2 separate regions of the Mus musculus genome follow, and region 2 is linked to region 1. A link is a loop called in an ENCODE intact Hi-C map of the cell type or tissue named here. Cell type or tissue: heart. All regions are shown on one strand. Each heading gives the region's core, and the rest is flanking DNA. Links, peaks and the distances in the headings are about the cores only. Region 1 holds the start of Plpp1 (phospholipid phosphatase 1). Region 2 has its middle 16 kb from the start of Gm41067.

Evidence for each region. Peaks named below come from ENCODE experiments on the same cell type or tissue, not always from the same donor. Only the 100,000 strongest peaks of a DNase experiment are listed, where the experiment ranks them.
Region 2: a loop joins it to region 1, with 2.6 times the contacts of the local background. A loop is called at or near these places in 10 of 42 quality-filtered maps.

What each region holds. Positions count from the first base shown.
Region 1 is chr13:112,794,412-112,804,741 of GRCm38, forward strand. Plpp1 (phospholipid phosphatase 1) reads left to right here and starts at 6,366. Exons shown (of 6, transcript NM_008903.2): 1 at 6,366-6,855. The coding sequence starts at 6,798. It overlaps Gm41067 (a long non-coding RNA gene), which reads left to right. Exons shown (of 3, transcript XR_873969.2): 3 at 4,862-4,960. In heart, for the core only: no CTCF peak of the experiment used is centred there; DNase peaks (open chromatin) are centred at 6,350 and 7,100; H3K4me3 peaks cover 2,237 bases; H3K27ac peaks cover 2,054 bases.
Region 2 is chr13:112,747,466-112,758,016 of GRCm38, forward strand. No RefSeq gene overlaps it. Among named protein-coding and RNA genes, the nearest start is that of Gm41067, 16 kb to the right of the region's middle. In heart, for the core only: a CTCF peak has its summit at 7,562 (motif pointing left); DNase peaks (open chromatin) are centred at 4,156, 4,506, 6,236, 8,256 and 2 weaker places; H3K4me3 peaks cover 670 bases; H3K27ac peaks cover 4,947 bases.

The sequences.
Region 1 (10,330 bases), core at 2,331-10,330:
TGTAGTCCTGGCTGTCCTGGAACTCACTTTGTAGACCAGGCTGGCCTCGAACTCAGAAATCCTCCTGCCTCTGCCTCTGCCACCATGCCCGGCACACTAGCATTCTTAATAAAGGAATGGAACTGAGCTCAAGTTTTTGAAGGTTTTGAAGAGGGTGGAAATGCAGGACATGGTAGACTCTGATCAACTTGACTGAGTTAGAAACAAGCTTCTCTTCCTATAAGTTGCCTCTCTTCACATGTTTTTGTCTCAGTCAAGGCTAAGGTAACTAACACAGACTCTGTTTTGAAGTTTAGCATAACCGAAGGGAGGAAATTTGTTTGTTTGTTTGTTTGTTTGGGGGGTAGTCTTCAGGAATACTCTTCCCAGCCCTGTGATACTTAGTTTTTGTTTGATGTCCTAGTTGCAGGGAGGAGAGCCACAGAACAAAAGCGAACTTCCCTAAGCATTTAAGGGATGCTCTGAGGATTCAGGTGCGGTCTAGGGCCAAGTTTGTCTCATCCCCCCAAGGGCTATTAGTGCTGTCACAACTTGAATTTTCTTTTGTAAAATTTCACCACCATTTCCACGTTGTTTGATTTATTTTGTCTCAGCATTGCTCCAGAACCTAATCACGATCATACAACTCCCCACGTGGGTGTGAACCCTACTCCAACACAGAGTAGTTCACCATCTTTCTTTTCCCAATTCAAAATACAGCACAGCACATACCTCAATGTCTATAACAGGGAAGGAGTTGATATATTTGAATGGACTTTGATTTATTAACTTTTTTTTGGAGACAGGGTCTCACTATGTACTAGAACTCACTATGTAGACCAGGCTGGCCTTGAACTCATCGAGATCCTCCTTCTTCTGCCTCCCTAGAGCTGAACCTAACTAAAGGTGTGTGCCACCATGTCTGCCTACTAACCTAATGTTTAAAGTCCTGTTATTTAGGACTTCTGAGTTGGGGAGCGCCTGTTAACATCTCAACTCTGTACTTCCTTCTCACCCAGAAACTCACTGTTGGTGTGGTAGAGGGCCAGGAAAGAATCCGAGAGTCACCTCCCTATGGCATCTCTCCAGGGCTCCCACTCCAGTCTGTAAGCCTGCTGTACACCAGCACACTTCTGTACAATACTGCATTCATTCAGCTATGTGCCTGGCTTTCTCAGTGGGTGGCAGGCTACTTGAGAAAAATGTCCTTTCCTGCTCATTTTGACCCTTTCACAACTGTGTCCTGAGACTGGACTACATTGTTAGATCAATGAAAGTTGCACAAATCACTCAATCGTTGGGGAAGGCAAATAAGCTCACACCTATTAGAATTATGAGTACCCAAAAGACAAAAGATTCAGAACAGTGGATATATGGTGATACAAGAATTTTTATATACTATCTGTGGGGTGTAAATTAGCATAACTGTCATGGAATTTCTCCAGAACATTAGGAATAAAATTACCCCATAAACCTCCCCCCCAACAAATCCCACAGCTGGGTGTATGTATATCCAAAGAAGATGAAACTTGTATATTGAAGAGACATCAGCACATCCATGTTTATGGCAGCACTGTCTACATTGGTCAAGACATGAGATCAACAGATATGTAAGCGGAGAGCAAGAGAGAGACGGAGAGAGTCTAGTTATTAAAAGAATGAAATCCTATAATTTGTCACACATGGGAACCTGGAGAACACATACTTAAGTAAGTCAGGCACAGAAGGAAAACTAATGTCTGGTCTTGCTCATGCATGGAATCTAAAGATGATCTCAAGCGGAAGACTGTCTGGGATGGTGCTTGCCAAAGGCATGAGTGATTGCGAAGAAGAGAAAGGGAGATGCTGACCAACGGTTAAACAATTACAGGCGGATGGGGTAGGGAGAAGAAGACCAGGGTGGGCAATTATATAGATACGAAAAGTAGATAAGTGATTGCCTAGGGCCCAAGGATGGGAGAAGAGAAATCCGAAAGGATCACTCGTCAATAGCGCTAAAGTTTCTTTCCTGACTGATCAAAATGTCTTACCATCGATCATGATCCGTCAACTCTGAGAACATACTCAAAGTGTCAAGGCTATATACTTTCAACAGGTGAACTGTAGGATAGATGAGTTAAAAGTTAGACAACGTATTGTTATTGTGTGTATATAATACGTGTGCATGAGGAGGGTCCACTTGTGCCATGGTGCACGTGCGGAAGTCAGAGGACAGCTTTAGCAGTCAGTGCTCTCCTTCCACTTTTGGTTCTGGGGCTTGAGCTCAGGTCGTTGGGCTTGTACTGCAAGAGCTTTTATGTGCTAAGCAATTTTGCTGGCTTGTGAATTATCTAATAGAACTGTTTTTTCTTAAATGATATTAAAATGGAGGAATAAATAATGAACAAGGGCATTGATCAGAATTTGCTCCTGCTTTTTTTGGGGGGTAGGGATATTGGAGGACTGAGTGTCTCTTACTCCGTAACCCAGACTAGCTCATAACTTTTTAGTAGCCTAAACTGGCCTTGAACTCAGGATCCTTCTGCCTCTGCCTCTGCAGTGCTGGGAAGAAAAGTGCAGCTTTTCTTCCTCCTCCTCCTCCTCTTCCTCTTCTTGTTCTTTCCTTTTTCATTGAGGTCTTGTTATGCAGTCCAGTTAACCTTGAAATGAGTGCTGACATTTAGTAAGATATTTTGAAAATTCACCTGTTTGGTTTTGTTTGTTTGTTTGTTTGGTGTGCCAGCAAGTGTGAGTGTGCACGTGTGTGTTTTGTGTGAACACGTTTGTGCTTGTGTAGGCCAGGTACCAAGCACTGTCTTCCTCAATCCTGCTCTACTTTATTTCTTTCGGACAAGGTCTCTCACTGAACCTGCAGCTCCTGAGAGGCTGGCCTGGCCAGGTAGGAAGCTCCAGGAACCGGATGTCCCCACCTCCTCGGTTATGGGGTTACAGGTGCTCACTGATAGTTTAGAATCTCTCTCTCTCTCTCTCTCTTTGTTTTGTTTTGTTTTGTTTTGTTTTGTTTTGTTTTGTTTTGTTTTGTTCTGTTCTGCTTTTCAAGACAGGATTTCTCTGTACATCTCTGGCTGTCCTGGAATTTAGCCTGTAGTTCAGGCTAGCCTCGAACTCAGAGATCCACCTGCCTCAGCCTCCTGAGTGTTGGGATTAAAGGCGTGTGCTGTCCAGCTACTGTCTGGCTAGCTATGCTCAGATTTTTGCATGGGTGCTGCGAATCCAAACTCAGGTCCTTGTGTTTGCATAACAAGCCTTTTACCAACTTAGCTATTTCCCTCGCTCTTGAAACTTCACATTTGAATGAAACACTTTAGAAGTAGATATTTCTTCTAATTTCGAGTGGTTGCTATCTATAATAGCTTCAGTTGACTTATTCCATCATCCAATATGTCTCTGGAGTCTAGACTTTAGGATTACAGACAGTTATGCTTGGATGAAAGGTTCTTGGTACCAGTTCTTTATAGGTGATGCATGCACGGTATATTGTGTTTTATGTCACCTAACACAACCAATGTCTTGTCTGAAATTCAGTGAGGCTAGGTTTGACCACCTGAGTTCATGTGATGACAGCCTGGTCTCTTTTATAAAAGTAACCTTTCTCTCTTGTCAATGATAAACTATGGATGGGCAAATGGTAGAACATGGCCCTCTAAATTCCTATCACCCTGTTTCCTAACAGGGTTAACATCTGCTCATTCATAGTCTGCTCATTTATCAGTTCCCACCTGTCCTGGCTAGGTTTTTGTTCTTGTTTTGTTTTGTTTTTTTGTTTGTATTTTTTTTCCGAGACAGGGTTTAGCCCTGGCTGTCCTGGAACTCACTTTGTAGACCAGGCTGGCCTCGAACTCAGAAATCCTCCTGCCTCTGCCTCTCCAGTTCTGGGATTAAAGGCATGCGCCACCACGCCAGGCCAGAGTTCATTTGTTGTTGTTGTTGTTTTCAATTTGACACAAGCTACAGTAATCTGGGAGGAGGGAATCTAGATTAAGGAACTGCCTTCATCAGACTGACCTATAGAGTCTGTAGGGCATTTTCCTGATTCATGATTGATTTGGGAGGGTCCTACTCACTGTGGGTGGTGCTGGTCCTGGGTGGTATTAGAAAGCTGGGGAGCAGGCCATGGGGAGCAGGCCAGTAAACAGTTTCTCCACTGTCTCAGCCTTGATTCCTACCTCGAGATTCCTGCCTTTAATTCCTGCCCTGACTTCCCCTCATGAGAGATTACAACTATAAACTTAAATAAACCCCTTCGCCCCCCAAGTTGCTTCTGTTCATGGTCTTTATACAGCAACAGAAACCAAACTAGGATGGTAGCTATCTGAAAGGAGATTTCCCATCAGCGGAACTAAAAAACTTCCATGTATGGGCAGTTGTCCCGGAATTCCTGATTCTCTCGCTTCCGGTCTTCAGTGTTAGAACTACAGGTGGATACCACCGTGTCCAACATCTTCATCTCAAAGCTGTTTAGGGAAGCCATCTTGCCTAGACTATACCTGGCACATAGTATGTGCTTGATAAAAGTTTAAAAAAAATAGTCATCTAAATGTATTATGACCTGTAGCCTCCCCCAGCCTCGAAGCAGGCTGATCCAGACTTTGACCTTGCTGCCACTACGGAGATTACCTAGGGTGGAGCCTTTCGACCTAGATGGCTCTATTGTTCTGTCAATTGCCACTGGTCTCCTCCAAGACACTGCTACCTGCTGAGAGGGCCCTGAGATATTCAGGAGGAACATCCTATCCTGCATGTCGCCTACAGGCTGGCTCCAGACACCAAGAATGGACTGGGCGGGGGATGGGCCTTCCCCTTATAAGCACACTCTCTTAGTAAACTGGCGAGACTTGAACAGGGAATCGTTTTGGCTTCATTATTTCTCTCGCCGTCTAAGTCTTTTTCAGCCCCAGCCTGCCTTCCAGGTGTACCCGGTTCAAGTAGGCCGCGGGGCTGGCATACAACAATGACCATGCTACCTAGGACTCTTGTAACTCTGGAGGTAAGGAAAACAACGAAATAATAATAATAATAATAATAATAATAATAATAATAATAATAAATAATAATGCCACATCTTTTTGCGTGTAAATTGTTGAGAGCTTTTAGAAACAATTAAAATAAGTTGAAATTTAAAAATCCATATATCTTTAAAATAAGAATATACTTTTACAAATACACATTTTTATGGCTTATAGTTGCACTTGGAAACACATCTGACTCCCCTTGGGAAGTAGCATCTTTCCACTCACTGGTCTTTTGGGATGCTTGGCAGGAAATACCTGAGAAAACAGAAGGCACATTCTGTGATTTGTATTTTACATCTTCCTATAAGAAGAAAAACCCCAGGGGTGCTGGCTCATGCCTGTAACGCCTTGGGAGGTAGATGCAGGAGTTAAGACCATTTTCGGCTACACAGCCGAATGTGAGGCCTGCCTGGGCTAAAGGAGTCTCTGTCAAAAAAAAAAAAAAAAAAAAAGTCTTGAGCAAGGAGGAAACCATGTATTGTTAAGATTGGTAGTGGTGGTTTAACTCTTTATAAAGCAATTGTCACATTATCTTCTCTGAGTCTCACCACTTCCTCTTAATTAGAATAGACAGCGGGGATCATTGAGATCCTCTTTTTACACATTTGGAAACTGAGATTACTAAATGTGTTCTGGAGGCCTCCTGGGAATGGGTACGGGGACTGCCACTATTGAATCATTGATATTTCTTAAGACATAGTTAACTCTATTGTTTGTGTGAGCATGGCTGAAGCTGCGCTACTGATCAAAAATAAGGCCCCTCCGTGCTAAAGCCAGAGCTCTACCATTGAACAAGTCTCCAAACTCCTCCCAAGTGAAGTCCCAACGAAGTCTATTGCAGTAGGAGACATGACTTGCAGTTAGCGGAAACTGAGCTGGAGATTCGAAGTCAGTGAACAGAACATGACTAAGAAGACATTAATGGCAGGGGTATTCTTGCTAAGGGTAGACTGCGGATTTACGTACACCAAAGGCGGGAGGGTTCAGATATTAAGTATTAGAATATCAAGAATGACCAGAGGGCAAGAAGGATTCTTGCTAGAATGAAGCTCAGCTACGACCAACAGGAAGGCCAAGGTGCAGGCCCCTCACAGAAAGGGGCTTAGAGGTAACTCATTTAAACAGTTTGGAGGGAGAGCCCATGGGAGGAGAAGGATGGCGGGCAGCAGGAGCTATGGAATGGTGTATCGGGGTCTGGCTCTCCTTTAAAGGAAGCATCGCCTAGCACTAAAGGGCTGAATGGACTAAAGAGAGGACTCCCAATCCCTGCAATTGGCCCCGCCCCGTTAACCAGCTTCCAGATTCGGGGCGGGCTCCGCAAGTCGGCGGGGCGGGGCCGATGGCGCTGATTGGCTGTCTGCGCTGGCCTGGGTTTCGTCCCCGCGCGCTGCAGCCGGCGAGACCGCGCACTGGCCGGAGCGGCGCGCCTGGGGCGGGAGGAGCGGTGTTCCTCCAGTCCTCATCCTTAGAGCTCGCCCGGCCTGTTGGAGAGGGCACAGGGCAGCGGAGGGCGATTGGCCGCGACGAGCCAGCACTGAGAGAGCAGGCGCCTGAGGCGACAGATCGGCGGCCACTGGCCCAGTACCGGGTCCGTGAAGGGAAAAGTCCGGGACACGATTGCCCTCGGTGGCAGGGCGGCCCAATCCAAACTGCCCTGGTCCCTGCTCCCGTCAGTCTAAGAGGCTCGCAGTCGCTTGGGGCGGCCGCCATCCCGAGGGCGGGGCTCTGGGAATTGGGTATCTGGACCGCCGCGGTCTGTTCCTCCCGCCACTCGCACCAGGTGGTGACACCATCCAGCCGGTGACCATGTTCGACAAGACGCGGCTGCCGTACGTGGCCCTCGATGTGATTTGCGTGTTGCTGGGTACGTAGGCGCCGCGGCCCGGGGGTCTTCCAGGCGGAGCCGCGCACCGGTGTGGGGTGGGTGTGCCCGGCGTGCGCGCGCGCGCGTGCGCCGGTGGCTGCGGAGAGAGTTGTGGGGAGCCGTTTGCGCAGCTCGGGGGGCCGGGGCTGGGTGGGGGTGGGGGTGATCCCCGCTTCTGCATCCAACACTCTGGCTCCAGCGTGGGCTCTCCCTGCCTGTCTGCCGGTGCGCTGAGTCTAGCCCTGCTTGGCCTCTGTTCTCGCCTGTGCTGTTACCCTCTGTTTCCCGGCCCACTCTAACAGGCAGGGTGGGCTCCTCCCTCTGCACCGTGCAGAGAATCCTGGTCTCTGGCTCATCAGGTTCTGCAGCGAAGCTGGAGGTTCGGTACACTCGGACTTTTCCCTCCCTGGGAACAGGCAGGCAGGCAGGCAGGCAGGCTTCAGTGCCCAGCTTATCATAACTTGGTGAGAAGCACTTGAAAGTTTTCTTCGTCTATAAAAGGTTTAGAACGTTCCTAATTAGAAGGCGTCGTCAGGTTGTAAATTGTCAGGTTGCAGGAGCGATGGAGATGGCCAGGTTTCTGCCTGATGAGGTCTGAAGAAGCTTGCTTTTCCCCATCCCATCCCGTAGAAGTCCTGCTATTGGCTTATAGCGCAGCCCTTGCCTTGGTGTGCCTGTCTCCTGTGACAGCCTGGCACGGAGCGCCTTTAGCTTCTTTAATTTCTTTAGCTACAGCAAAGTTAAGGTTATTTCCCTGGTGGAAGACTTCAATTCTGGGGTCTTTCGTCTCCAGATGTTTTTTTTTGTTTTGTTTTGTTTCTCCTTCAGGAGAAACAAAAACAAAACTTCCCAAACCTCCAAAACTAGAGTCATCTTGTCAAGGGATAGGCATGGAAGGGGTAGCTTTCACTTTTTTTCTTTTTCTTTTTTCTTCTTTTTTTTCCTGTATCGTGTCTGTCACTTGTAGACCATTGGGTCAGGCAATTTACCTAGTTGTAAGCTGTTGGAAGTTTGGGTGGTGGGACTCTGGTTTAAGTAACTGACATAGTCCTGGCGAGTTTTCAAGGCGACTGAACTAGTGGCTTTTGCATCCTAGATACAAATCAGCATAATGGTTCCTCAGAGATAGGAAATTTCCCCAGGCTTTAACTTAATCTCGCTGTTCTAGACTATTCCTCTCTCTTGCTTCCAGCCTGACCATTTAGGTGCCTATAATCTTATAAAATTGTTAAAATTTTAGTACCTGTTTTTTTTAAATGCATTTTCTCTCTCTCTCTCTCTCTCTCTCTCTCTCTCTCTCTCTCTCTCTCTCCTTCCTTCCTTCCTTCCTTCCTTCCTTTCTTTCTTTCTTTCTTTCTTTCTTTCTTTCTTTCTTTCTTTCTTTCTTTCTTTCTTTCTTTCTTTTTTGAGACAGGGTTACTCTGTATAGCCCTGGCTGTCCTGGAACTCACTTTGTAGACCAGGCTGGCCTCAAACTCAGAAATCCGCCTGCCTCTGCCTCCCGAGGGCTGGGATTAAAGGCGTGTGCCACCACGCCCGGTTTAAATGCATTTTCTTAAAGAGTTCCTTTTTTTTTTTTTTTAAAGAAACTTCTTTATTTGGAAGGACCCCCCCCCCCCCCCCCCCCCGCGCCACCTTTCATTGAGGAATTCACTCTGCGGGATTCAGTCTTAGGACATCCATTAGGATGTGGTGACCTGTAGCCCAGGCACTTGTGGTGCAGAGGTAGGAAAATGTTTAGTTCAAGACCAGCTTGGGCTACCTAGGGAGAGCCCGGGTCACTAACCAAGAACAGCCTTTATAGAAACATCTTTTCAGATATCGGGGTAGATTATTTTAAGTTATTAGTTTATGAACTATTTCCCCGTTCTCTCTTTTCTGCCTTCTTTCCTTTCCCTTTCTTCCCTCTCTCCTTTCCTTCTTTCTTCCTTCTTTCTAGATAGGGTCTTGCTGTGCAACCTGGTTTGGAACCTGTGTCCTCTTCTTCCTCGGCCTCAGTGCTGGGAATATCGGCACGCTCTCCCGTGCCTGGCTAAAGTATGGTGTTGCTTTTCTACGGACCCAACATTGATGAGGAGCGCTGAAAACAATAGGGCCTCACAGCTAATGTTAATAACATGAAGCCATATGGTAGATTTATACTTTCTAATTATACTTTGTAATTTCTAATTAAAATTAATTAATTTTGTTTCAGTATACCCAAGCACAGTGCTCCTAGTCCTCCCCCCCACCCCCCCCCCCCAGATCCACTCCTCTGTTTCCCCTCAGAAAAGAGCAGGCCTCCCAGGTGTATCCACGGAACATGACATAATCAGAGACAGTGAGATTAGCCACGAACCCTCATATCAGGGCTGGAGGGAAGTTGATGTGGTTGCCTGGTGCCCTGTCTCATGTTTGTAATCCCATCCCTCACATGGTTAAAATAGGAAGATTCCTGAGTTAGAGGCTGGTCTGGGTTGCGCAGCGAGTTCGGGTCAGCCTCAAATTTCTATTGAACAAATAAACTGACAAAGATCATGTACAGTGGGAAAACACATATGCAGTGCAGTTTTATTAATTCTGTTTTCTGCCAGGTGGCCTATATTTGCAACATGACACATCCTGTTGACCTCTGAGTCATCTTATAGTAATGTAATTGGCCTTACAGTTTCAGGAATATGCTCTCCTAAGCCATTGTCAATATCTACAGTTTCTTCCCATACTTCTTGTTGTTTTGTTTTGTTTTTTGAAACATGGGGCCTCACAGCTCAGCCAGGCCTAGAACTCACTATGTAGACCAGGTTAGATTTGAACGTCTGCCAGTCCTCCAGCCTCTGAAGTGTTAGATACAGGCATGAACCATCTTACCCAGCTTAGTGATTTGAAGCAAAGCTCTTCTGAGGGATTCTGTATTACTTTAGGTTTGCTTTTATAAAAAAACACCTCACCACTTGAATATTTTTACATAAATTATCATTTTTTTCTAATTTTCATTTTACCTCCGTTAGTGTTTTGTCTGCATATATGTTTGTGTGAGGATGTTAGACTTTGGAGTTGCAGACAGTCATAAGCTGCAGTGTGGATGCTGAGCATTGAACCAGGTCCCTTGGAAGAGGAGTAGGTGTTCTTAACCATCTCTCTATCTACATCTATTTGAATGTTATTTTATCTATTTATTATTATTGTTGTTGTTGTTGTTGTTAGCTGTTATTGTTGTTGTTTTTCTTGGGCTGCTGCAGAAATTTCTTTAAAAGTAGTTCAGTGTATTGTCAAGATCTCCCAGATTTCCCTTTTCCTAAGTAGAAAGTAGCCTACTTATTTTAGTTAGCTATGAACAAAATGTACTTCGATGTGGTAACATCAGCCCCCACAATTAACACCACGTGAGAACACTGATGCAGATACAAAGTGTTTTTAAGGCTGACTTCTGGAAGACAGATTTATAGTAAACTTACCTTTCTAGGAGAGTGTAAGGATTGTACTAAACTTGGGATTT
Region 2 (10,551 bases), core at 1,223-9,222, 48 kb before region 1:
GTCAGCGACCTCACCTATACATTTTGAGGCAGAGGTTGTTTGTTAGAAGCCCTCTGGCCACCCACGGAGAAAGGCCAGGTGTGGTGAGGCAGACCTCAAACCCCAGCATTTGTGAGACTGAAGCAAAAAGATGGTGAATTTGAAGGTAGCTCCAACTTCAGAACGAGACCGTCTGACTTTTATCAGCATATGTTAATTATCTATAATATTGTGTTTTGGGGTGTTTTCATTCCCATATATGATGTATATGGGTCATCTTCACCCTCATTATGTTCTTTTACCCCTCCCCCATCCTGCTAATTCCCCTTCCTCTTCCCAAATAGACTCCCTCCTATTTTCAAGTTTCACTGTGTGTGTGTGTGTGTGTGTGTCCTTATTAAGTTTAAGTAGGGTTACTTACGTGAGCATTGGTAAAGAGATATTTACAAGAGCAGATCGGGGTAGTAATTTCAGATCAAAGACTGGAAGGCTGCAAGACTTCGATAGAGAAGATGTCTGGCTGCCCCACCCAGGTCTGCCAGGCACTCACTGTTATTTAACAGTGCTGAGGGCTTCCTCAACGGCTTGTGTGTAGCAGGTGAAAGATGCTTCATGCTGGGTGCCTTTGGGGACAGAACTTCTCTGAAAATGGGAGAATCACAGAGCGGCATTCCAGTGGTGTGACACTAACCAAGGGTGCCCTGTGTCCCCATCACCCCAGGGGTAGCCTGCTCACTAGTACATCCTCATGAGGGCTATACTGCTTCCCCTTCTCGTTCCTACATCCTCATTCCCAGGCTGGGATCTCTTTTGTGTAACCTGCTTGAGCCCCCCTCCTTGTCTCTGACTCTGTATCTGGAAGGCCTGGCCTAACACAAGGAGGAACTTCCCTTCTGTTGGGAGGGTGACATATCCTTTGGAGAACTGACTGTGGCTAACAAGCATAGTCTTTCTGAAGAGAAACAAGACTCTTCTTGGAACAAGGTGGAGGGACTATTTTTATATAAGCAGGGGGAGCTACAAATGTTGGGGCTGAGATGTGTCAGGTCTAAAAGAAACTCCAGACAAGTGGTTAACTGGTGCCTGTTAGTAGACACGTTAAAGTACATGCTGGCTTCCAGACTCTCTCAGCAACACAAGTACCTGTTACAAAGCCAGATACCCAGGCTCCTCTCACCTCAATCCCTACCCTAAACTTCTCCAGATCCCCTTCCCCCGCCATCATTCCTATAGAAATCCATCTTGTCCATGTGTTCTCTTGGCTCTTTCTTGACTCTCTTGGTCCTCCTCCTCCTCCTCCTTCTTCTTCTCTCTCTCTCTTCCTCCCTCTCTCTCCCTCTCTTCTCTCACACACACATACACGCACGTACCCTACCTCTCCTTTCATGGCAGGGTTCAGTCAGCTAGCCATGTTCAGCATACTACTTTGTCTCCCCCACGCTGGACTCTTCCAGATGCCTCTGGCTATAGCCTCCCTCACATCTACAATAAAAACCTTCCCTTCAACCAGACCCGGCAGGGAGTCACGTCCTCACTTTACACAACATGTAGAGGTCAAAAGTCAACTTTGTGGCATTAGTTCTTTCCTTCCACCCTATGGGTGCCATGAGTCAAACTCAGGCCCTGTGCTTTGAAGGCGAGCAGTTCATCCACGGGATGCTCTCCCTTGGCTCTACCTCAATAACAGTTTTCTGGTGTTTGCTTGTTGTTTGTTTGTTTCCAGACAGGGTTTCTCTGTGTAGCCCTGGCTGTCCTGGAACTCACTCTGTAGACCAGGCTGGCCTTGAACTCAGAAGTCCACCTGCCTCTACCTCCCGAGTGCTGGGATTAAAGGCGTGCACCACCACACCCGGCCAGGGGCCATGCACTCTTATCGTGCCCTTTGGAAAGCTAGTATGCGACTAGCTTCTTCATGCTTTTGGAGGTAATAATAGAAGCTAGAGTTCTTATGGCAAGCTCTCCTAGGGCCAGCTGGCTAATCCTTATCCCTGGGTGCCCAGTGCCTGTCCCTAGCTCTATCCCTGCCTACCAGGATTTTTCTGGAAAATTCTTGTGCCAGACATAGAATCTGGTGCACCTACCCTGAAGGAAAATAAAGCCCACTCAAGTTACCTGATCCTTCTGACCTTCCTAATGCCCTTACGAAAATCTCATTTTGCAACCGAGGCAGCTTTAGTGGCAGTGACAATCCTTGCTGATAATTTTTGATCGCCTTTCTAGTGAGAACTTCACCCTCTTGGGAAGAGCCATTCCCAAGGGTCCATATCACTCCATCCCCTATAAATGTCCCTCCAGCAGAGAGTGATGGCATGTACCTGTCAATTCCAGCACTCAGAAGGCAGCGGCAGTAGGGCAGCAAGTGCAGGGCCAGCCTGGTCTACTTATCAAGCTCTAAACCTTGTCTCAAACAAAACAAAACACATTTTTCTCCAATTAGAAAACTGTCATGGTGTATATCCTAGTTTCACTTTGGTTGCTGTGATAAAATACTGCCCCCCCCCCCAAAGGCAACTTACAGAAAAGGAAACTCTCCAGAGCAACTCCAGGTGACAGTTCATTATTACAGGGAAGTCACAGAGGCAGGAGCTTGGGACAGTGGGCCACATCACATGCACAGTCAAGATAAAGAGAAGCAAATGCAAACATGCTGCCAGCTTGCTTTGTCACAGTCTCATACAGTTCAGGCCCCAGCCTAGGGATTGGTGCTGCTCAGAGTGGGCTACGTCTTCCTACATCAACTAACAATCAAGATAACCCACCAGGGGTCAACGTGATCTAGATAATTCCTCATTAAGATTCTCTTCCCAGATGATTCTATAGTGTCAAGTTGACAGTTAAAACTAGCCTGAATGACATATCTCAAGCCCATTTATAATTTTAATTTGATAAAAATCAGAGACACCATTGGTAATAACGATAAGAAACACAGCTGTGAACACAAGAGAAGATGAGAGTGGCTAATGATGTTCTCACTGAAAGAGCTGCTAAGAACAGGGTAGTGGCCCATACCTGTAACCCCAGCACACAATGCAGAGGTGGAAGGAAGAACTGAGAGAGCGAAGCAAACCTCAGCTAAGGAGCAAGGCCAAGGCCATCCTGGGACAAGGGATCCTGTCCCAAACTAAACAAATGAACAGAAAAGAATGAAGGGCCCTGGTCACTTTAAAAAGTTAACACAAGTCCTAAAACTGTAATGCCGATCACAGAAAAAGAGACTGCCTCTTTTTTTCCTGGGCTCCTTGAAAACAAATTCACTGGGCATAACTTACACCTGATGAGCGGCACCTAGTAGCACACGCCTTTAATCCTAGCAGGGGAGGCAGAGGCAGGCCCATCTCCATGAGTTTGAGACCAGCCTGGTCTCCATTGTGAGCTCCAGGACAGCCAGGGCTGTGTCTCAAAAACATGGAACAAATACATAGCCAAGGAGATAGGAGCAGAGTCTTGCCTCTACTCACACGTGCAGATGCCAGCCTGGGAGATGCCGGGGCTGATCTTCAGGCTCTTAGAGAACTATCCCTCCTGAAAGTACCCTTGCTCTCGGCAATCACATAACTTGTAGCTAGGCTAGGGGCAGGGTACCTGGAAGGAGGGGAGTTAGGGACCCTGTCTCACTCTATCGATCATTATAGTGAGATATGTATCCGTGTGTCTTATGGAATAGTATGTGTATCTGTTTGCTAGAGTTGTTATTACAAAGCACTACACACTGGGTGGCTTCCGCAATGGAAACTTATTCTTTCCTGGTTCTGGTGGCTAGACTTTGGTTGGTAGGTAGTCTTGGGTATTTTCTGAGGACTGTGCATGGCTGGGCAGTCTCTCCCTCTGCATGATATGCCTCTGAGTTTCCATTTCCTATCAGGCCCCCAATTAATCCTGGATTTGGGCCCATCCTGATGACCTTATTTTGAACTTAATTGCCTCTCTAAAGACTCGTATTTTTAAATAACATCCAACTCTGAGGACTCTTAGGACCTCGACATGTAAACACTGGGAGACACAATTTTATCTAAACACCAAGCAACCTGCCTGGCTTTGGTTTCCCCATTAGAGGAGAATGCGGGCCTCAGTCCTCCTTAAGAGCTCTTTCAGACCCAGTGTTCCAAGATTTACTCAGCCCTTTGCAGCTGCCAAACCTGGCCCCACCATTCACTTGGCTGTAACTACAAGAATTTTCCCTCCTTGGTCCTGCCAGGCAGGCCCGGAGCAGGAGGGAGATGCGTGAGGAAACGGTGCAAGGGTGGGGTTTCCTTTTAACTTTTTTTGTTGTTGTTTGCACTAGTTCTGTAACAGGACAAACATTCGGAGCAGAGTGAAACGGGGGTCCTGTCATCCTAAAGCAATGCCATGCTTCTTTTCCTAAATACGAGGTGTCGTGTGCGCCAGCTGCCATGACAAAATCCATCCAGGAGAGCCTAGGTAGTTTGTTCTCTCTGCCAATTCGCTGGCAGCAGAATGCTCCCCCAGCTGTCCTCCAGCCAGGCTAGGAACTAAGTGGAACCCGCCAGCCTCCGGGGTTGGGAGGGCTTAGAGACAAGAGGGGGCGGGGCTTAGAGACAAGCGCCAGAGGGGGACCCGGAGGGGGAAAAGGACAGGGAGGAAAGGGCAAGGGAGAGACAGATATAGAGGGGAGAAAGGAGAAAGGAAGAAGTGGGGGAGGAAGGGAGAGGAGAGGCAGGAAGGCAAAGAAAGACAGGAGGAAGGAGGAAGGAAATATCACTGGCCTGGAGGGGTAACCTAGTTTCTTTAAGGGGCCCAGACAGGAAGGGCAAAAGGCCGGGCTCCAGGCCTGGCGATCATAGAAATTACGGTCTGGTCAGCATCATCTTTAGGGAGAATTTAGAAAAATTGGGGTTTGCTTGCCTATAAATAAAAAAAAAAAAAAAAAAAAACATGGGTTTTTGAAAGCCTAACCTAAGGACACGAAACCTATATAAGGAAGCAGCGCCGGGCTGTAGTTAACCCAAGGCCCAGAGCAGTCCACTTCCTTTCTTTGTGTCTTTTTTTACTCCTAGTCTCTAAATGTGGAGATGGTAATGCCATTGCACTCGGCTCAACTTAAAAATACCTTCTTCTAAGCCACCTGACTCCCCGCCCTCACCCCCACCCCCACCCCCACCCCCACCCTCCGTACTTCTAGCCAGTAAGGAATCTTCCATGGTCACCTGATCATGGTCTAGTGAGCCTTGCTGGAAGCATCCAAGACTCCAGATGTTGAACACAGCCAGGGCACACAGCTCCACCACTCACCCTGACTGTCCTCCTCATCTTAAGAATGTGCCAAACCTTTATGTTCAAGCCTTTTTTATTAGGAGCACCTTGGCTTCCTATCCAAGTCATCTGGAGAGATTCCCCCGTGGGGCTTTCTTCCCAGCTTTTATGATGTTTAAGAGTGAGTCGCGGGTGCTGCTTTCTGGCTCTGAGTACATCCACGTCTTTCTTTCTCTTCCCACCCTGTGTGGCAGTGAAGGGAAAGGCCGGCCTTGTGACCCTGCTTCTTCTGCTACTAAATGTATGATTGGGAAAAGGGCCTCTGCAGGCAGAAAAAGTGGTTCATTTATCGTGAAAAACATTTGTGGTGTTGGTGGGTTGAACCTAATTATAATAACATGCAACAGCTTTCTCTGGCTCAGTCCTATATCTCAACTGGGTTCTCTCTCTCTCTCTCTCTCTCTCTCTCTCTCTCTCTCTCTCTCTCTCTCTCTCTCTCTCCTCGATGGTTCATCTCAACAGCAGGCACCTTGGGATGCTTATTAAACCCGGCATATGGGGAATCATATTCATTTCTATCTTTGAAAAATAACAAACAAATCAGATCTCTGGTAGCCCAGGCTAGCCTCAGATTCACTGTGTAGCTGAGAATGCCCTTCACTGTGGTCCTCCTGCCTCTGCTTCCCAAGTGCTGAGGTTACAGGTACACGCCATTGCTCTCTCTCCCTTTGTGCCTAGCTGGGGATCAAACCCCATGCTCTGTGCATCTACGCCAGCACTCTGTCCCCTGAATCACCTCCCCATCCATGTTCACTCGTTCTAAAGCAGAAATGATCTGTTTCCCCTGAACCAAGCACAGAGCTTAGTCATAAGGACACCAGAACAGGAAAGGCTTCCTGCCTGGGAGGAACTCTGTTCTACTGTCTCCTGGTCCGTGACAGCTTCTGGACTAGGGTTCACTTTAATTTTTTCAATGTGTGATACCCGTACTTCCTTTTCAAGGAAGACCTTGGCATCCTTGCTAGCACAGAGCATGGATATCTGCCAGATCTCTGACCCCAGCCAGACTTCCAGGCTCCTCTCGCTCCCATCCTTCCTGTCGATGCGCGGAGCCCTGTGCTGGGAGTGTCTACTGGAGTAGACACTCTGTCCACAGGTGAAGGTTAGGTCTTCCAGTTCCTGCGGATTTGACGTCACTAAGCCCTTGCTTCCATGGAGACTCAGTCTCATCCTTTATCCTCACAGTCCACCTCGGGCTAACCAGATCGGCGTGGGCTAAGAGCGCCTCTGTCATACAGGACAGTAGGACATCCGAGAGAGTGTTCTTCTGTTTCCCTTAGCCAAGTCTAGATGACTGAGTTGTCAGAGTGATAACTGGTGGCCGCAGCCCAGCTGGGTCCCCTATTTGTAACCACCTGTGGGGCCTTGCCTTCTGTCAGGGTATGAGGACAGAGAAAGTTTCCTGAGCAGAGGAGTAAAAATGAGTACTGGGCACAGCCAAGGAAACCATACAGCAGTAGGCCATTCCAAATGCTTAGCCTGCGTCTAGCATGGGAGGCAATCAGACATCCCCTCATGCTTGCTTTGTAAGGGGCCCTGTGCTCTTCATAAACATCCATGTGGAACAAGCTAGAGGTGCCACTGTAACAACCCTCCAAGGAGCTGAGGCAGGAGGATTGAGAATTCCCTGTCAGCTTGAGCTACAGAATGAGACTCTGCTTGTCCCCCTCCCTAAAAAAAAAAAGGAGCCCCTGAAACCAGAAAGCTGTTCTAGATAGGCACTAACCACAACAACAACAACAACAACAACAACAGCAACGACAACAGACAATAAAATGGTAATGCATGATCCCTAACTGGATAATAGGTTGAAAAAGGTACAGCTGTAAAGGACTCTGTGTGTGTGTGTGTGTGTGTGTGTGTGCGTGTGTGTGTGTGAGAGAGAGAGAGAGTATCTGTCTGTCTGTCTTTCTGTCTATCTGTGTGTGTGTGTTTGTATGTATATGTGTGTGTACTTGTGTGGGTGTGTGCATGTGTGTGTATTGTGTATATATGTGTATAGGGGTGCATGTATGCGTGCGTGTAAAAAAGTGCAAATACAAAAAAAAATGCAGACAACCTGCCCCTGCACTGCTTTCTCTTGTCAGCTGTTTGAAAATTCCAAAATAATAAGTTAGGATACTCCCATGATCCAGAGGTGGGTGAGTGGACATAGAGAATAAACAGTTATGAATAGTCTGACAACAGCTGGGGACAGAGTGACAGAGAAAAAAAAAAAAGCCAGGTGGCAAAGCAGACACAACAGGAGGACCTTGCAGCTTGGAACCCACCTGGAAGCTTGTCTGTGACACCATCTGGTGACCAGGTGTGGAAGCAACATGGAAATTCCAGGCCCAGTGACAAGCGAAGAACTCCAGTTGTGTCACATGGGCCCTTGGGAGGCTCAAGGCTTGGGAAATGCCTAAGGATCAAGAGGCCAGATGGGGCAGAAGCCAGTAGGGGCTGACTCATCTGCCTGCTCCCCACGGTGGTGGTGAAGCTCTCGTGAGGAGGTGGATGCCTCACTGGGCTCTGTGGGCCTTCACGGATTAAATATTGCTTTGTCAGGTTGTGACAAATCAAGATCACAGATATTAGAGCTGACAAGGTGGCTCAGCAGGTAGGTGTGTGCGTGCGTGCGTGCGTGTGTGTGTGTGTGTGTGTGTGTGTGTGTGTGTGTGTGCTGAAAAATAAATGAAGGCAAAAAAATCTTAAGATCCTGCATCGCTAATTTCCATCAATTTTATCTTCTCCTTCTGCAGGAACTTCTGCCTGTGTCTGCTCCTTGCCTGATTTTATTCCATTGTGACGTGTGGAAAATATTAGCAGCTCTCTCGCCAGTGCCTTAAAATGCCTGAGTACAGAATGAAAACTGCAATCTGTCAAGGCTGGATTTGGACTCAATCTGTGACACGTAGTTTCCAAAGACCACGGAGCTGAGTCCTAATGTGACCGGGCTTTCCAAGCCGAGGACACTGCGGTCCTCTGCCACTTCCATAGTTGTCTCCTGATTCCTTTTTGTGTCTCCGCTGTGCTGAGCAGAGCTCCCCCAAATCCTGGAGAGGCCAGCAGTTTAACCGATGCACGCTGGCTCCTGAGTTTCTCCGCCATACATGAGGGTGTGTAGTGAGGTCAGCCAGGGGCTGGGGTGGTAGATCCAGCAAAGCTGAGCTGACTCCCTGTTGACCACGTGGCTCAGTAACAAAGCAGCTGTGACAAGTTGCCAGGGTCTGAGAAGAGACTCAGGAGTGGATGGGCTCCTGCTGTGAGAGAGGGAAAAGCCACTGGGCTTGCCTTGACTGTGATTAATGTACAGGATTCAGCCAAGAGACAGCTCTTCTCGGGAAACCATAATATTTGCAGAGTGGATTCAAACAAACTCCACGCATTCTGTCTCCCCTCTCTGCAAATCCCTATGTTCTGGGCTGTGTGTGTGTGTGTGTGTGTGTGTGTGTGTGTGTGTGTGTGTGTTCGCAAATATGTATGTGCACACATGTGTGGAAGGCAAAGTTTGATATCAGGTGTCTTTCTCTAGTGCTCTCCACCTCGTATTTGTAGGCAAAGTGTCTCACTAAAATTGGACTTTACCCATTCCATGAGACCAGCTAGCCACTGAGTGCAGGGAGCCTCCTGTCTCTGGCTACCCAGTGCTAGGATTACAGATCTATTCCACCATACCCAGCTTTATACCCAGGTTCTGGGAATCCAAACTTGGGTCCTCAGACCTGAGTATGACAAATACTTTTCCAACTGAACCACCTTCCTAACTCCTTAATCTCTTTTGTACTTTGTCTTTTAGTCCTTCTCTAAAATGTGTATTTGAACAGAGGAAGCCAGGTCTGGTAGTACTATAATCCTAGAACTTAGAGGTAGAGATGAGAGGATCAGGAGTTCAAAGCCATCCTTTGCTACATTATTGGTAAACCCATCTAAAATATAGATTTGTTAAAGAAGACACCCAATATTGATCTCTGGCCTCCACACACACTCATATATATGCACACACACCTGCACACACATGTATGCACACACACCCATATACATACACACAATCAAAAACTTGTTTGATTTTTTTGTGAGGGGACCACAAATCTATGTGCCATTCTAGTAGTCCCAGTCCAGAACATTTTGAAAGTATTGTTGGGACCCCAGCAGAATCTAGATGCTGTGATTTGAAGATTTAGTCCCCAAAGGCTCACACAATGGAAGTTTGGCTTCTAGTGTGGCCCTGCTGAAGTAGTGGAGCCTTGAAGAGGTTGGACCTACAGGAAAATCAAAGGTCATGGGGTTCCATGCTCGACAACGTTGTCTAATTGAAGTAGGGTTAGTTCCCAAAGACAAAATTGTTATGAAAAGAGTGTCTCCAGCCCTGTGGTGTTTCACTTCTGCTCCCAGCATGCTCATTTTTAGGTCATCCACCATAAAACTTTCTCTAGGGCTGAGCCAATGCCAGCATAGGAATTTTTTATCTTTATAAAGCATTGGACCTCTAGCATTTTGCTACAGCAACAAAAACAACAAAAGGCCATGATATAAAAAGGTGTCTTTCATCTCTTCTCCCCTAGAAAGAATAAGATTCACTTTTGGGTCATGTCTGCCTATGAGGCCACACCCAAGCTGTTTTGAATGTTTCCCTTGTGTGCTGAGAACTTGTCAGATGAGAACCACCATTTCTTCATTAAAGGGCTGAAAAGTATCTTTTGCTGGGAACGTCTGACCCATGAGCTGTCCCTTTGTGTCCTCACAAGGTGAGGCCTCCAGGGTGTGGCTGGCCTCCCTGATGCTCTGCTCTGTGGGTTTCTGTTCGTTCAGCATCCCGGTTCCAGTGACACTTGCATCACTCTGAAGTCATAGCACAGTGTACCAGCTGCTCGCTCTTCCTGCCATTCACTTTCGCTGCTTTCATCTCTAAACGCAGGCTTCGTGGGAGAAAAACTGTGGGAAAGTTGGTCCCCAAAGCAATGGAAAGTTCCCAACTAGGAGACCAGCCCAGCCACCTATGATAGGAAAGACTGTGAGATAGCCAGCCACACTGCGTCAGCTACGGCAGGCACTAACAAAGACTGTGAAAATGGAAAAAGATTTGATTTTATAGTCCCACTATTCGTCTCAAAGGGAACAATGTGTCTTTGGGCAGCCAGTTTGAATTTGTTTGGCTTATCTCTTGGCTCCTTGGTCATTTTTCATTCTATTTCATTAGCAGACTCTGTTTCCCAGCTAAGATATCACCGTCTGTTAGTTCCCTGTTAATTCACAGTCACGATCTGTATGTTTCCTAGCCCTTCCCCTTGATAGAGAACTATTGTCCCCCAATGGTGTCTC